Regions from separate parts of the Homo sapiens genome. Here region 1 is linked to region 2. The links are chromatin loops, found by intact Hi-C in ENCODE. Cell type or tissue: prostate gland. All regions are shown on one strand. Each heading gives the region's core, and the rest is flanking DNA. Links, peaks and the distances in the headings are about the cores only. Region 1 holds the start of LOC101927191 (a long non-coding RNA gene). Region 2 has its middle 67 kb from the start of TMC1.

Region 1 (8,450 bases), core at 182-8,181, 120 kb before region 2:
CCCCATCTCCACTAAAAGTACAAAATTAGCCAGGCATGGTGGCGCATGCCTGTAATCCCAGCTACTCGGGAGGCTGAAGCAGAAGAATCGCTTGAACCCAGGAGGCGGAGGTTGCGGTGAGCCGAGATCGCGCCATTGCACTTCATCCTGAGCAACAAGAGCGAAACTCCGTCTCAAAAAAAGAAAAAAAGATGCTATCATTTCCTGTAAAGTTATTCAACATGAAAACTGATAGCACTGTTTTAATGATTCTGTTTTCTGCTAGTCATCTCAAAAATATTCTCATCAACCTAACACACAAAAAAAATTCAGACTATTTTCAGCACTGTGGAGCATGAGAATGTAAAATGTGAAGTGTTCACCCCTAAAATAGTTTACTAATAAAAATAACCAGACTTTTGAGTCACTCCCCATTATTAAGTTTTATTTATAGATTTCTGAGCTGTTACTCAGGAAAAACAGTGGAGATGAGAAGGCAATAAACTGCTAAGCAAAATATACCAAGAACATATTTGATATTTGAGGAGAATTTGAAATTGAGCTGTGCTGATACTTCTTGCAAGGTCACTGTGTAGCAAAACTGTAATTCTTCTTTTAGTAATAAAACTGGCCCAAGAGTCCTCAGGGCTAAGAGTGCTAATCCAGTGAGAATACATTGAGAAAGAAGAATGAAAGACAGAAATGGAGTCAATGCATCTCAATATACTGACTGCAATTCCAGTTAGGATATAATCCATGAGCAACTCATTAAAAATAAAAACGTGATCATCACAGATGGCCAGAGATACAACCTGATATTTATTCATGAAATATCCTTGTGAAAAGTGGCATTAATAAAACAACCTGGGAAGGTAAACATAACTAGAGAAAAATAAATAAAGAACCCTAAATTAAGTTTTCCTTGTCAACCTTCTATTTCCCCTTATGCTAGTTAAGGGTGATGCATTATCCATCCAAGAAAGCTTTAAGTACTTGAACTCCAAAATGCTAATCTTTCACCAATCATTATGCATTATTTATGGGGCTAAAGTATTGGAATAAATTCATTTTTTATGTATTCCAAATAGCATAAAAATTCTTTTGAAGTTAGGATCAAACTGTTTTACAGAGTTATCGAACTTTTGCAGTGAAAGCTGGACTTTCTGCAAATATAGAGAGAGGCAGAGGAGAGTGAGCAAAAGTTGTTTGCCACCCTGAAACCTCTGACTGAGGATGGGGCATCATGCTAGCATCTCAGGTTTGACTTGGACATCATTTAACCCTGAATGAGATTCTAGTTTTGAAGAGGTGTTGTGTTATCAGTAGATTCATGTTCAAAAATCTGCCCACCCTGCTTCACTTTGAAGAGACACAATTTAATGTTAAATGGAATTTTCCAAGGCCACTAGATATTTTTGTGTAAGGAGGAGTTGTTTGTTTGCTTGTTTGTTTTTCGTCTGGGAATTCAAGCTTGGAGCAGAATGCCAGTAAGTTTTTCTCAGTTGTGGTATATATCAATTAATGAAGTAAATGTGACCAAACTTAACTCTGTGTATGTGCTTGTATGTGTGGTGTATGCACTGGCATGCACACACACACACACACACACACACTGCTTCACTGTCAGATTTAGAGAAGAGGTTTGGAAGTTAGTGTCTTCAATATCTTAAAATGTACATAGGAAGAAATTAAGAGACTGAGGCAAGACAGTGCAAAACCCAAAGCCAGGTTGGATCCCTGTACTCAGTCAGATACCATGAGCAATGTGAGGAAATGAGAAGGGTGTGTGTAATAAAACTGCTGGTTGAGGAAGATATGAGTAAGGCTGCACAGTGAGCTGATAGTGAGGTTTCTGGGAAAGAAATAAGGCAATACTTTGGAGTAAAGAAACAAGGAAAGAGATAAGACTATATAGTAGGAAAAGATATAGTTCCCCATGCTTCTTAAACTTTGAGAAACATTTAGAGGCCTTCATAAAATGCATATTCCTGGACCCTACCCCTGAAGAAACTGATTCAGTACGTCTGAGATGGCACTCAAGTATTTGTGTTTCTACCAAGATCCCAGGTGACACTGATTCTGCTAGTCCACGGACCACGCTCTTTTAAATAGCAAAGCTGTAGATGCTGACAGATCTGAGTCAGAACCCCTGCTTAGCCATTTCTTAATTGTGCACCTTTGGGAAGATGACCAAGGCTCTCTGAATCTTGTTTTCCTCATTCTTTTCTTTTTAAATTATTTTATTTTTAAATTTTTATCTATTTATTTATTTATAGACCAGGTTATGAGACTGGCTAATTTTCGTATTGTTGGTAGAGACAGGGTTATGCCATGTTGCCCAGGCTGGTCTTGAACTCCTGGGCTCAAGTGATCTACCCACCTTGGCCTCCCAAAGTGCTGGGATTACAAACATAAGCCACTGCACCCAAGTATTGTTTTCCTCATTCTTAAAATAAAAATAGAGACTGCATAAGACTGTTGTGAAGATTGAATAAAATAACATATTTAAAGCACCTGGGACGTAGTAGCAACTTCACATACACTTCCATTTTTATCCCTTCTGAGTACAGAAATAGGGAAAATAGAATCATGACCCAAGAGGGGCTCCAGGAAAAAGGGGAGGGGGCTGTGTGTCTAGAAGCTAAAGCGGTGGTTCTCAACCCTGGACTGGCATCAGAATCAACCGGAGAGCCATTTAGAAGTGGAGATTTCCTTGAGTCAAAGGACTGAGTGGAGTCTACAAGGCTTGCTTGGAGCCTGGGTGATTCTGGCGCCAGGCCCGAAGTTGAGCCCCAGGGACATATAGAAGTGTGAGTCAGATTTCCAAGGCAGAGTCCTGGAGAGCAGAGACCAAACAGGTGAAGCCAGGAACTGAGAAGACAAAGTTTTAAACTCATGAGCAGTAACAGAGTTAGGAGAAACCAGAGAAAGAAGCTTGCAGATAAGAAAGGGGAGTATATTAAGGATCAGTGTGAGTAAATACTTAGGTTACAATGACTTGCACCTTTAAAAAGTTAAATAAGCAGGTTATAAGTAATGTGATTACAACTCCTCACTGTATAGAAAGATTCAGCTCTGCAATCAAATGGATGCTACTGATTTTTCAAAGTAGACAAGATAGCATAAAGAGGTAAAAAGAAACTGGGAGAATTCCAGAAGCCCTAGATCCTCAAAAAGCAATTCCCAATTTGAGCTACTCTCCCCAATCCAACCACAATAGTAGAAACTGGAAATTCATCCAACGACCAACATCGAAAGGAACTACAACTGGGGGAGTTTACGATTCTGAGATGCCCCATTCATTCTATTCTTCTTTCCCCAGACCCTCAGGCACCACTACAGTGTGTTTCTCAGAATGCCAGAAATTGAGAAAGGCTGCGGGTGACATGGTTTCCTTGATAAATATGAAAAATGACATGTATTATAACTCTTTGTTGACTATGCCCTAGGCACATTAGCATATTTAATACTTTTAAAAAGCTCCTCTATTAGAAATCCTTATTTCAGTAAATGCTTTTGTAACCTCCCTCCTGTCACTAGCTCGTCAGAGCACACACACTCCATAGAAAACAGTCCTACGGCAAAGTCTGTAGTTGCCGCTCCCTCTGCCTGCCCCATTGCCAAGATCTGTAACTAAAAGCTGCACTGTCTAAATGCAGAGTTGTTCGGACTCCAAAACACTTCCTGTTGAAAGGAAAACTTCTCTTGGCTTTCAGATTCATTGCTTGCGAAGGAGGGATAAGAGCATCACTTGTTTGTCAGTTGGCTTTCATCATTGGTGCAGTTAGTTAATAAGCAGACAGTATGTTAATAACATGGACATACCTGCTTGAGACTCTCTGCCCCCGTAGGGAGATCAGAAAATACACACACACACACACACACACACACACACACACACACACGCGTGCGCGCGTGCACAAAGGAGGGTGGAAACAAGTTATTAAAGAGAAGATAATGTGCTCAAAGTCCTTGAGGAGGAAAATAAAATTACAACCAACAGGCCGGGTGCAGTGGTTCATGCCTGTAATCCCAGTACCCTTAGGTGGATCACTTGAGGTCAGGAGTTCAAGTCCAGCCTGACCAACATGGTGAAACCCTGCCTCTACTAAAAATACAAAAATCAGCCAGGCATGGTGAGGCATACCTGAAATCCCAGCTACTCAGGAGGCCGAGGCAGGAGAATCACTTGAACCTGGGAGGCGGAGGTTGCAGAGAGCCGAGATCGCACCACTGCACTCCAGCCTGGGCAACAGAGTAAGATCCCATCTGAAAATAAATAAATAAATAAATATAAATAAAGAATAAACTAATTAATTTCTAAAAATTACAAGAGGCAGAGCCCAAAACACAGCATGCTGGCTGCGTGAAGACCCATAACTCAGTTGGCATGTTTTTCAGCAAGCTATTACTCCCCTCCCTTGAAACTCCAGCTTGTAAATATATTTATAGCTGCTCCACACAATATGCCGGATACTAAAAAAAAAACACTGAGTCATTGTTCCTGGTGAACCAGTTTTGCAAGAGTTAATCTAATCCCTGGCATGAAGCTCAATATGCTTTGCCAAAAGCTTCAGCAAGGAAGAATCCCGCTTTTGGCCTAAAGGTTAGCTGATCTCAATCAGGCTGCTACAGAAACTCAGCATTTATTGACAGGGCACACTGTTTTTGATCTGTCTAGAAATGGAGGCATTATGAAGTGCACTTGCCAGTACCTGTGTTAATTGATGAGTCTCTCTTTTACACAATCATAGTAAGTGCCCTGAGAGTTTTTGGCTTCTTGTTCCTTTGCTCCACCCGTCCCTGTGTGCTGAGGCACAACAGTCCACTGGAGTGGGAGTTTCCAAATCAGATGTGTCAGCTTTTCCTAACAACTCGCAGAGTGATTAAAGAATTTTAAAGCAAGTAATTTCACTGTGACTCCCCTAGGTTATGAGCAGCCCAAGAGGAGGAACAATGGTAGCTCCAGAAGTTCTAACAGGAAGAGGAAAGGGTCAGAGATTTTATTAAGAAAAGAATTTTGGAGGAGTAATCAGCGGATTTGACTTGAAACAATAGCTGCAGAGTAAGTACATTATTTATCCTTAAATTGTATGCTGTAGCTTCATTAAAAAAAAATAGCAAACATTTCCGAGAATAATTTCTGTAAGATTGAAAAAAATCCCAGTTGGCCATATTGCAGAATAACACCAAGGCTGGTGAGTAAAGCACGTTCCAGGAGGTAGAAATTGGGAGTCCAGGGCACCGGGCGCGGTGGCTCATGACTGTATTCCCAGCACTTTGGGAAGCCAAGGCGGGTGGATCACGAGGTCAGGAGATCCAGACCACCCTGGCCAACATGGTGAAACCCTGTCTCTACTAAAAATACAAAAAAATTAGCTGGGTGTGGTGGCGCATGCCTGCAATCCCAGATACTCGAGAGGCTGAGCAGGAGAATCGCTTGAAGTTGGGAGGGAGACAGAGACTGCAGTGAGCCGAGATCGTGCCACTGCACTCCAGCCTGGCAACAGAGCAAGACTCCGTCTAAAAAAAAAAAAGAAAAAAAAAAAAAAGAAATTGGGAGTCCAGGGAGGGGCTGGTCAAAACCCATCAAGCCATCCCTTGGCATTGGGCAGGAAATGTAACTGATTCATCTTGACATCCCAGCTCTGTGTACAGTCGTTGGCACAAGAAGGAGCTCCGTAAATGTTTATTGAATCAAAGAGGTGCTGAGCACCTAAAGGAGAGGAGGAAGGGAAGGTTCGAGAAGATAGAGAAGAGAAAAGAGGGTCAGAAAGGAGAAAGGGGAGGGAAGAGAGAGGAGGAGAGAGACAAGAAGGAAGGGAGAAAGAGGAGGGGCTAGAAAAAAGACCATGACACAGTTGGCCCACAAGCTGAGAGTATTTATGGTGCTCTAAGAGGTCAAGTATATTTTTACCCTCTTGGCCAACTAATACAGTTGTTAAATGTCACCATGATCACAGCTCTTGCTCTATAAAACTGGATATATGTTTTCTCACATTAGAGCTGTTTTCTAGAGTTGATTTCCTACAGCTTAGTTTGACATCTTAATGAAGATTCCACCACGAGTATGCCATCTCCTCAAATGGTGCCATCTTTTCAGGCACAGAGGAAACCTGCCTTACTTCTGCAGACATTACCATCAAAAACATTGTCATTGTCCTGGGTCCCCTTCCCCAACGAGTTATTTCTGTACTTCTGAAAACTTGTTTAGCTGATGGGAAAACACATGTGAGCCTAGTTTGTGTGTGTGTGTGTGTGTGAGCCCAGTTTCAACTGGCCCTCTTTCCTGACTCATAGGAACCAATCAGAAACTTGTGTTCTGCAGCTCTGTCATTTCCACTCCAGAGAAGAAAAATGTCACAAGCCCTGGATTGTGAAGTAACAAAGTGAGCAATACAAAATGAGCCAGAGAAAGACCAGATCAAGGACCCAGGGCCACCCCAAAAGCTGCTGTGACCCCATGTCCTTCTCATATGAGGCTTCTTTGTTTCAGTTAGTGTCGCCTTCTGGGCAAGAATGGACCAATGAAAGGCAAACCATCTGTGTGTGTGCTTCTCTCAGATGCCCACAAAACTCCCCATAGTTGTTACCTTCTGGGAAGCTCCGAATGTTGTCATTGTTCCTGATTTTCCTATTCGAGAGATTTGCAAATTTAACGACATGGTATTTAATCTTTAAACCTTATCAGGCCAGGCACAGTGGCTCACACGTGTAATCCCAGCACTTTGGGAGGCCGAGGCGGGCAGATCACCTGAGGTCAGGAGTTCAAGACCAGCCTGGCCAATATGGTGAAACCCCGTCAGTACTAAAAATACAAAAATTAGCCGGGCTTGGTGGTGGGTGCCTGTAGTCCTAGCTACTCGGGAGGCTGAGGCAGGAGAATCACTTGAACCCGGGAGGCAGAGGTTGCAGTGAGCCGAGATCACGCATTGCACTCCAGCCTGGGCAACAGAGCAAGACTCCATCAAAAAACAAACAAACAAAAAAACCTAATTTGCTGTTGTGGAATATCAACACAAATGGGATAATACAAGTACACCCTTTGTACAAGCATCTTATTATTTGTCTCTATATAAGTAGAAAGATGGAGGTGAAAGAGTGGTCAAGGAGGGGCTGGGAGGGAAAGCATGACAAAAAGAAGGACTGGGGCCTCACGACAGTTGGCCACCAGCTCTGGTCACCACACCAAACTCAAGGCACTAAAATCATTCCATAAGAACATGGGGCACTGTACTAGCTCTGGTCCTGACTTTCTAGGAGCCTAAGCTTTATGGTGGAGACAGATGAGTGAACAGTTACAATGAGGGAGCAATTTCAACAATGGGGGTGAAGATGGGGAGATCAGCAGCGTATGTGGGGACTAGTAGGAATGTATGGTCAGAGAATACTTCTCAGAGAAGCTGACTTCTAGAAATTCACCTTGCATGCATCTTACTTCTTATGACCCCCACTGCAGAGCAAGGATGCATGTAAAAAGTGACAAGGAAGTAACCATTATCGACCTTAAGTTAACCTGGCATTCTGTATCAGCCCAGCTTCCTGTGGTTAGCAGGTGGCCTTTTACAATCGCCCTCTGACATTTTCCAGTTGATCCCAAAAGCTAATTCCATATTACCAGGGGAAAGAGTGATGTTAAATGCCTTTTATAAAAAAGGAAGCATTTATTGAAACTGAATCATCAACTTTAATCTGGGTTGCTTTCTGAAATGGGAGCAGTCTCTGCTGCAATATTCAGATATTGGCCTTGCTTTCCTGATAGCACCATATCTGTTTCTGAGCCAAGGGATCAGTCAGGATGGCAACCCATGCTGGAGCAGCCAAGAGCTTGGGCGCCCAATTAAATGGAGGTCACTCATCACACTTCCCTATTTGTGTTCTTTAACCATCTGTACTGGAGGAGACCCTGTTCACAATTCTTTCTGTTCTCTTTTACTAGCCCCAATCCTACCATTTCAAAAATGCTTTGTTTCCAAAGAATATCCATATGGAGCATGGAGCATGGCCACTCTCTAATCAGAATAGCAAAAAGTAAATTAAAAGGAACAAGATCATGGCTTTTGCAGGAACATGGATGGAGCTGGAGGCTATTATCATCAGCAAACTAACGCAGGAACAGAAAATCATATACTGCGTGTTCTCACATATAAGTGGGAGCTAAATTATGAGAACTTATGAACACAAAGAAGAAAACAACAGACTCTGGGGTCTACTTGAGGGTGGAAAGTAGGAGGAGGGAGAGGAGCAGAAAAGATAACTATTGAGTACTGAGCTTAATCCCTGGGTGATGAATCATCCGTACAACAAACCCTCTTGACATGAGTTTACCTATGTAACCAATTTTCACATGTACCCCCTAACCTAAAATAAAAGTTTAAAATAAAAGAAAAAAGACAGTAAAAGGGAGAAGTTCTCAAAAGAAAACATTTGACATAAATGCCACTAAAATATTGCAGTAACAGAAATCCTAA
Region 2 (8,450 bases), core at 187-8,186:
TATTTTGGCATCAATTATTTCTCTCTGCATTCATTCATCAATCTTTCGTTGTAGAACATTTTCTTACAGTTTGATTGGAGTTCTATTGCTTTCTCACATAAAAGCGTCATCTTTGATCTCCAGTTTCAGTTTCTTTAAAGTGGAATAAGAAAATAAGGTCAGCTGTGAAGAAATATAAAAATAGACTTCTCTAGATATTTATCAGTATTTTCTAGCTTTTTATGATGTCTTCTTCACACCTGATTATATTACATGCTTATAGACTCATCCCAAGCATTAGTTTCTCATAGAAACAGCTCTTTTTTTTTTCTCACACTTATATTACTTTGGCTTTTACACTATTTAACAAATGATGTAATTTCAATAATAAATATAACTGAGATAAACAGATCTGGGAACAAACTCAGCTGACTCTTGGTAAACATAAAACTCAACCAATAGGGGAAGGAATGGATGAATGTACTAGAATAATCATCTGGCTGCTAGCTTTCTGCAAAAAGCATTGTCCAAGTTTTACAGAGACAATGGAGAGCATGGATTACTCTAGTGGATTGGTTAAATGGATGTTGATTAACTGAGCACCTATGGTATAGATTATTGGATGCCAAGTAATGAATCTTATCTGGAATTGTACGACATAGGAACTGGAGTGAACAATAACAAAAGTAGCTAGTATAACCCAATCATTTAACAAATGAGAAAATGCAGCCCTCTAGAGTTAGAATATCTTCCCAAGATTACTTCATTAGTAAGGAAAGGAACAGATTTCATGCTCTCTGTTCAATGTTCCGTCCTATACTGGCGAATTCCATTCTGCCACTATTGGATAAAGTGCCTTGAAGGACCTAATTTTCTCTTTTCCCTCACCTGTTTTCAAGTGCAGTGCAAAGAATTTCTCTTATCTGAGACTAACGTTTTTATTACCTAAATAAAAAAATTAGAAATGTTTTACTTTGAAGTTTTCATACAAAAAAAAAGACTAGTTTGTTTTTCATTTCAATGTCAATTTTATATAAGTCTCTTCCGAAAAATGAAAACTTAGAACTAATATTTTTCTATAAACATGGCCCATTGAATTCACAGGGACTCACATTTGGGCATTGGTCAGAAACTAGAAAATAGCTTGAGAGAAAAAAAAATGACTGAAATACTATAAAGACTGAAAAAATAAACAAGAAACCAAACTTGCAGCTGACTTTTCCAGATATTTTGCCAAGATGGCTAAGGTCATTGGTAACTACTCTATTCTCATGTAACACCATCAAAAATATCTGCCATAGAAATAGATCAGAAATTGTAATATTTACTTTGCAAAAAGTACAAGGCTTGTGTGGTGTGTACTCGTGTATATTTATAAAAATGGGTCAAAATATAATGTAATAAAAGTCTAAAAATGGAACTGGAGAATTAGAACCAGATTCCATATTCTCCTATTGGTTTATTTTTCTTATCTATTTTCTTTCTACTGGAAACATATCTACTAAAAAATTAATTTGGCATCAGTAATGTGTACCAGTATTAACTCCACTTTCAACTTGGGCCTCAGCCTTCTGACAATAATGAACTACTTTTTTTTTTTTTTGAGAGGGAGTCTAGCTCTGTCGCCAGGCTGGAGTGCAGTAGTGTGATCATGGCTCACTGCAACCTCCGCCTCCCAGGTTCAAGCAATTCTCCTGCCTCAGCCTCCCAAGTGGCTGGGACTACAGGCATGCCCCACCACACCTACCAAATTTTTGTATTTTTAGTAGAGACTGGGTTTCACTGCGCTGGCCAGGATGGTCTCGATCTATTGACCTTGTGATTGCCCACATCAGCCTCCCAAAGTGCTGGGATTACAGGCGTGAGCCACTGCTCCTGGCCAATAATGAACTACTTTTAAGCCCTACATGTCATGATTACTTCCACCAAAGAGGAGTGGTGGGTGCTTAACATCCCCTGAGGAGGAGCATCACTGCTCCCTTCTTGCTGGAAATCTTCACCCCACCCCAGAAGGATCAGACTGGTACTGCCTTGGGGAATCACTTGGGTAATTGGTCTACGTGAACTTTTAAATATTTACTCCAAAACTTCCATATATTCCATTGGTTTATTTTCAAACCTTTTTGATTTTGTTTCCTCACATATACTTTTCCTTCATTTTATCATTAAATATTGGGATCCCACAGAGTTCCAGACCTGACCCATTGTTCTTCCTCATCACCTATTCTACATGACTTCATTCCCTCTCAGAATTTTTGCTAGCACTTGCTAGGGGTTCCCAAATCTATGAATCCAGCACAGCCTCTCACCAGTAAATGAGAGTCATGTCAAATCCCCACAAAACAGCTCTAGATTTTTACCATTCAATTTGGATGTTTATCATGTGTGTAATTACAGAGTCTTAAGACAATGCAGCTATACACGGTAGCTCACGCTTGTAATCCCAGCACTTTGGGAGGCCGAGGCAGGTGGATCACCTGAGGTCGGGAGTTCGAGACCAGCCTGGCCAACATGATGAAACCCCGTCTCTACTAAAAATAGAAAATTTAGCCGGGTGTGGTGGCAGGTGCCTGTAATCCCAGCTACTCGGGAGGCTGAGGCAGGAGAATCGCTTGAACCCAGGAGGCAGATGTCACAGTGAGCCGAGATCATGCCATTGCACTCCAGCCTGGGCTGCAGAGCAAGACTCTGTCTCAAAAAAAAAAAAAAAACAATGCAGTCTTACTCAAATTAATAATTCACTGTTCTTCATAATAGCATGCTAACAAATTAATTAACTAATAGCTTTTCCTGGTCACTACACAACCACCACCACCACCACTACCACCAGCAGCCCTGGCTCTATCATACCTTTTTTCTCCTAAGCCTCTTTGCAGATTTATAGTCACAATCTCATATGTTGAAATTCCTAACTTGGGAAATATTGTCAACATACAACTCCACAAAGGCACCACAGATTACATGTGCTTTAGGAATACAAAAACAAAAACCAAGAAAAAAAATCAAAACAAAAAAAAATGCAAGAACCAATACTGAGTATCCAAGTGCATAGTCTCATTTGACTTCACGTGTTTATTTGCATCTTTATTCCCCAGAACTAAGAAATGAGGAAGGGGAGTGGGGAGCAAAAACAATTCTTTGAGAAAAAGTTCCAGAAATAAAACTGTAGGTAGGAGATCGGGTAGGAAAAGAGGTGAAAAAAGTGCCGCATTTTCCACTTAGACTAATTAAATCTAATCACAGCTGCCAACTAACTGTTGCATTGTGGGTATATAAAGTCAGCTTAAAGCCTTCATTCCTGATTAAATCAGTACAAGCAGTCCTAATGGCACTAATGATAAAGCAAGCCCCATTAGACTGTTAAAATATAACAGGGATCCACTTTCACAGATCATTGTATTTCTGTGTAGCAAGAGCCTGCCACTCTGCCAAGTGCCCCAGTAATCATTCTCTCTTTCTTGATCTTTTGCAACTTTCCCCAGGGCTTGCAGTAAATTTGAGGTAGAACAATGAAGTCTTTCATGTGGAAGAAAAGAGAGAGAAAAGAAAAAAACCCTCTGGAGGCAATGGTCTCTCTTTCCTTTTCTACATCACTGTGAGCATACTAAAAGAAACAAAAGGAAAGGATCAACCCCCTTTCCACTAGTCAAAAGGTATTTCAGAAATAAAGGAAGAATCCTTGAGAATGGCTTTGTGTTTGTCTGTCTTCCAATTGACTGCCACCGATGGTATGTGTTAAACCTTTTCAGTGTCAGGAATCCAAGCCCAGAACAAACAACCAAAGCACAGACTCAGGTTGTCTTCTACAAAGCAATGAATGACATTTTGCTAGGATGACCAAGAGCCCTTGGCATTATAGAGAAGTCTATAAGAAAAAATGCTGGCACCATGGAGCGGTTTGAATGTTTAGACAGACAAGTGTAGATGAACCTCCTAAACTTGATTGTATTGTTTACAAAATAATTCAATAAGATGAAGAGTGAGATCTTGAAACTTATATTTAACTTCAGAGTCAAGAAGGAAGCCAAGTAAAATAGAGAGCTTTGGAAGATCAGAACCTATATTATGTCTAGATCTCAACTATTTCCTTTTCTTCAGTAGAAAGCAAAAGAAAAGCCAGAATGTTTAGAAGTAGAACCAGTACATCCATAAGATCTAATCAGTACATTGTTTGTAATCCACAAACTACTCAAGAGGCAAAGGACACAGGAGTCGCTGCTTCTGCTTTTTTTTTTTTAATAGATTGTCAACAGTAGACCTTTTAGTCCAATATGTCCTGCCTTAATATAGTGTTAAAAATTATTTCAAAATAGTGTTCCTTTATATTTTATAATACTTTACAAACTGAAAAAGGAAGGGGCCTAACAGGATGTATTCTTCATAAACTCGCTTTATCCTGACTTCAACACAGGTAGGTATTATCTCCACTATTAGTGAGCCAGTATGAGTGATAGCAACTCAATTATATAAATGAGGAGTCAGAGCATTGGAGAAGCTACAAGGATTAGACAAGAGTCTTATACTTTGGAAGTAATAAAGCCCAGAAATGAAACCTAGTTGTTCATCTAGCATTATGTTACCACATGAACAAATTATATTTAAATAACGTAGAAAGCTACCTTTTATAAGAGACAAGCAGACAGTTTTAATCCTGTTTAACTCATCATATACCAAAGCAAAAGCATTTGTCTAAGAACATTCAGCCTCATAATCAACATTAGCCAAATGCATTTAGAATGAAGGACCAATGCTGCATGAATGTGTACTCATTGATGAAGTTAATTATTAACATCTTCATCTGTTAAAGCAGAACCATACTGGCACCAGCAGGGACCCCAGCTGAACCCCGCTCTTCTAATACTTCAAGTGGTAACAGCACCACCAATTTTAATTGGTAACAACAACACCAATTTTAATATTGCTGATTTACATGTCATGATAAATGCGTCTGGCTGTACTTCCCTGGAGGCTTATTTAGAAGTGAAAACAAAGGCACTATTTATTTATTTATTTATTTATTTATTTATTTATTTATTTTTATTTTATTTTTAATTATTTTTATACTTTAAGTTTTAGAGTATATGTGCACAATGTGCAGGTTAGTTACATATGTATACATGTGCCATGCTGGTGTGCTGCACCCATTAACTCGTCATTTAGCACTAGGTATATCTCCTATATGCTATCCCTCCCCGCTCCGCCCACCCCACAACAGTCCCCAGAGTGTGATGTTCCCCTTCCTGTGTCCATGTGTTCTCATTGTTCAATTCCCACCTATGAGTGAGAATATGCGGTGTTTGGTTTTTTGTTCTTGCAATAGTTTACTGAGAATGATGATTTCCAATTTCATCCATGTCCCTACAAAGGACATGAACTCATCATTTTTTACGGCTGCATAGTATTCCATGGTGTATATGTGCCACTTTTTCTTAATCCAGTCTATCATTGTTGGACATTTGGGTTGGTTCCAAGTCTTTGCTATTGTGAATAGAGCTGCAATAAACATACGTGTGCATGTGTCTTTATAGCAGCATGATTTATAGTCCTTTGGGTATATACCCAGTAATGGGATGGCTGGGTCAAATGGTATTTCTAGTTCTAGATCCCTGAGGAATCGCCACACTGACTTCCACAATAGTTGAACTAATTTACAGTCCCACCAACAGTGTAAAAGTGTTCCTATTTCTCCACATCCTCTCCAGCACCTTTTGTTTCCTGACTTTTTAATGATTGCCATTCTAACTGGTGTGAGATGGTATCTCATTGTGGTTTTGATTTGCATTTCTCTGATGGCCAGTGATGGTGAGCATTTTTTCATGTGTTTTTTGGCTGCATAAATGTCTTCTTTTGAGAAGTGTCTGTTCATGTCCTTCGCCCACTTTTTGATGGGGTTGTTTGTTTTTTTCTTGTAAATTTATTTGAGTTAATTGTAGATTCTGGATATTAGCCCTTTGTCAGATGAGTAGGTTGAGAAAATTTTCTCCCATTTTGTAAGTTGCCTGTTCACTCTGATGGTAGTTTCTTTTGCTGTGCAGAAGCTCTTTAGTTTAATTAGATCCCATTTGTCAATTTTGGCTTTTGTTGCCATTGCTTTTGGTGTTTTAGACATGAAGTCCTTGCCCATGCCTATGTCCTGAATGGTAATGCCTAGGTTTTCTTCTAGGGTTTTTATGGTTTTAGGTCTAACGTTTAAGTCTTTAATCCATCTTGAATTGATTTTTGTATAAGGTGTAAGGAAGGGATCCAGTTTCAGCTTTCTACATATGACTAGCCAGTTTTCCCAGCACCATTTATTAAATAGGGAATCCTTTCCCCATTGCTTGTTTTTCTCAGGTTTGTCAAAGATCAGATTGTTGTAGATATGCGGCATTATTTTTGAGGGCTCTGTTCTGTTCCATTGATCTATATCTCTGTTTTGGTACCAGTACCATGCTGTTTTGGTTACTGTAGCCTTGTAGTATAGTTTGAAGTCAGGTAGCGTGATGCCTCCAGCTTTGTTCTTTTGGCTTAGGATTGACTTGGCAATGCGGGCTCTTTTTTGGTTCCGTATGAACTTTAAAGTAGCTTTTTCCAATTCTGTGAAGAAAGTCATTGGTAGCTTGATGGGGATGGCATTGAATCTATAAATTACCTTGGGCAGTATGGCCATTTTCACGATATTGATTCTTCCTACCCATGGGCATGGAATGTTCTTCCATTTGTTTGTATCCTCTTTTATTTCCTTGAGCAGTGGTTTGTAGTTCTCCTTAAAGAGGTCCTTCACATCCCTTGTAAGTTGGATTCCTAGGTATTTTATTCTCTTTGTAGCAATTGTGAATGGGAGTTCACTCATGATTTGGGTCTCTGTTTGTCTGTTATTGGTGTATAAGAATGCTTGTTATTTTTGCACATTGATTTTGTATCCTGAGACTTTGCTGAAGTTGCTTATCAGCTTAAGGAGATTTTGGGCTGAGACAATGGGGTTTTCTAGATATACAATCATGTCATCTGCAAACAGGGACAATTTGACTTCCTCTTTTCCTAATTGAATACCCTTTATTTCCTTCTTCTGCCTGATTGCCCTGGCCAGAACTTCCAACACTATGTTGAATAGGAGTGGTGAGAGAGGGCATCCCTGTCTTGTGCCAGTTTTCAAAGGGAATGCTTCCAGTTTTTGCCCATTCAGTATGATATTGGCTGTGGGTTTGTCATAGATAGCTCTTATTATTTTGAGATACGTCCCATCAATACCTAATTTATTGAGAGTTTTTAGCATGAAGGGTTGTTGAATTTTGTCAAAGGCCTTTTCTGCATCTGTTGAGATAATCATGTGTTTTTTGTCTTTGGTTCTGTTTATATGCTGGATTACATTTATTGATTTGCGTATATTGAACCAGCCTTGCATCCCAGGGATGAAGCCCACTTGATCATGGTGGATAAGCTTTTTGATGTGCTGCTGGATTCGGTTTGCCAGTATTTTATTGAGGATTTTTGCATCAATGTTCATCAGGGATATTGGTCTAAAATTCTCTTTTTTGGTTGTGTCTCTGCCCGGCTTTGGTATCAGGTTGATGCTGGCCTCATAAAATGAGTTAGGGAGGATTCCCTCTTTTTCTATTGATTGGAATAGTTTCAGAAGGAATGGTACCAATTCCTCCTTGTACCTCTGGTAGAATTCGGCTGTGAATCCATCTGGTCCTGGACTCTTTTTGGTTGGTAAGCTATTGACTATTGCCACAATTTCAGAGCCTGTTATTGGTCTATTCAGAGATTCAACTTCTTCCTGGTTTAGTCTTGGGAGGGTGTATGTGTCGAGGAATTTATCCATTTCTTCTAGATTTTCTAGTTTATTTATGTAGAGGTGTTTGTAGTATTCTCTGATGGTAGTTTGTATTTCTGTGGGATCGGTGGTGATATCCCCTTTATCATTTTTTATTGCGTCTATTTGATTCTTCTCTCTTTTCTTCTTTATTAATCTTGCTAGTGGTCTATCAATTTTGTTGATCCTTTCAAAAAACCAGCTCCTGGATTCATTAATTTTTTGAAGGGTTTTTTGTGTCTCTATTTCCTTCAGTTCTGCTATGATTTTAGTTATTTCTTGACAAAGGCACTATTTATGAAGATTCTCTACATTCTTAACTTAGTTGGAAAAGCGGAAAGTCACCAGAGAGAGAGTTACATTTGGGTCATGGTGCATAATATCTTTGGTATACTATGAGTGTTCAATCACCCTTAAGGCACAACAAAATGAAGATTTTCTGATTTCTATATATTTTAATTTAACTAATATTTATTGAGTAGTTGGTATCCAGAATGCATTTTAAGACTTTGAAAATGGTCCAGGCATGGTGGCTCATGCCTATAATCCCAGCACTTTGAGAGACTGAGGCGGATGGATCACCTGAGGTCAGGAGTTTGAGACCAGTCTAACCAATATGGTAAAACTCAGTCTCTACTAAAATATAAAAATTAGTTGGGCGTGGTGACATGCA

Evidence for each region. A loop is a pair of places that touch in the nucleus more often than their neighbours do. Peaks named below come from ENCODE experiments on the same cell type or tissue, not always from the same donor. Only the 100,000 strongest peaks of a DNase experiment are listed, where the experiment ranks them.
Region 1: it touches region 2 in a loop (3.0-fold over the local background); 7 of 110 quality-filtered maps call a loop at or near these places.

The regions. Positions count from the first base shown.
Region 1 is chr9:72,573,700-72,582,149 of GRCh38, reverse strand. It overlaps TMC1 (transmembrane channel like 1), which reads right to left. Exons shown (of 24, transcript NM_138691.3): 2 at 4,127-4,248. It overlaps LOC101927191 (a long non-coding RNA gene), which reads left to right and starts at 4,621. Exons shown (of 5, transcript XR_242619.5): 1 at 4,621-4,732; 2 at 4,909-5,044. In prostate gland, for the core only: no CTCF peak of the experiment used is centred there; DNase peaks (open chromatin) are centred at 2,759, 3,639, 4,519 and 5,614; H3K4me3 peaks cover 1,223 bases; H3K27ac peaks cover 3,515 bases.
Region 2 is chr9:72,450,328-72,458,777 of GRCh38, reverse strand. No RefSeq gene overlaps it. Among named protein-coding and RNA genes, the nearest start is that of TMC1, 67 kb to the left of the region's middle. RefSeq lists an enhancer at 3,195-3,966. In prostate gland, for the core only: no CTCF peak of the experiment used is centred there; a DNase peak (open chromatin) is centred at 3,407.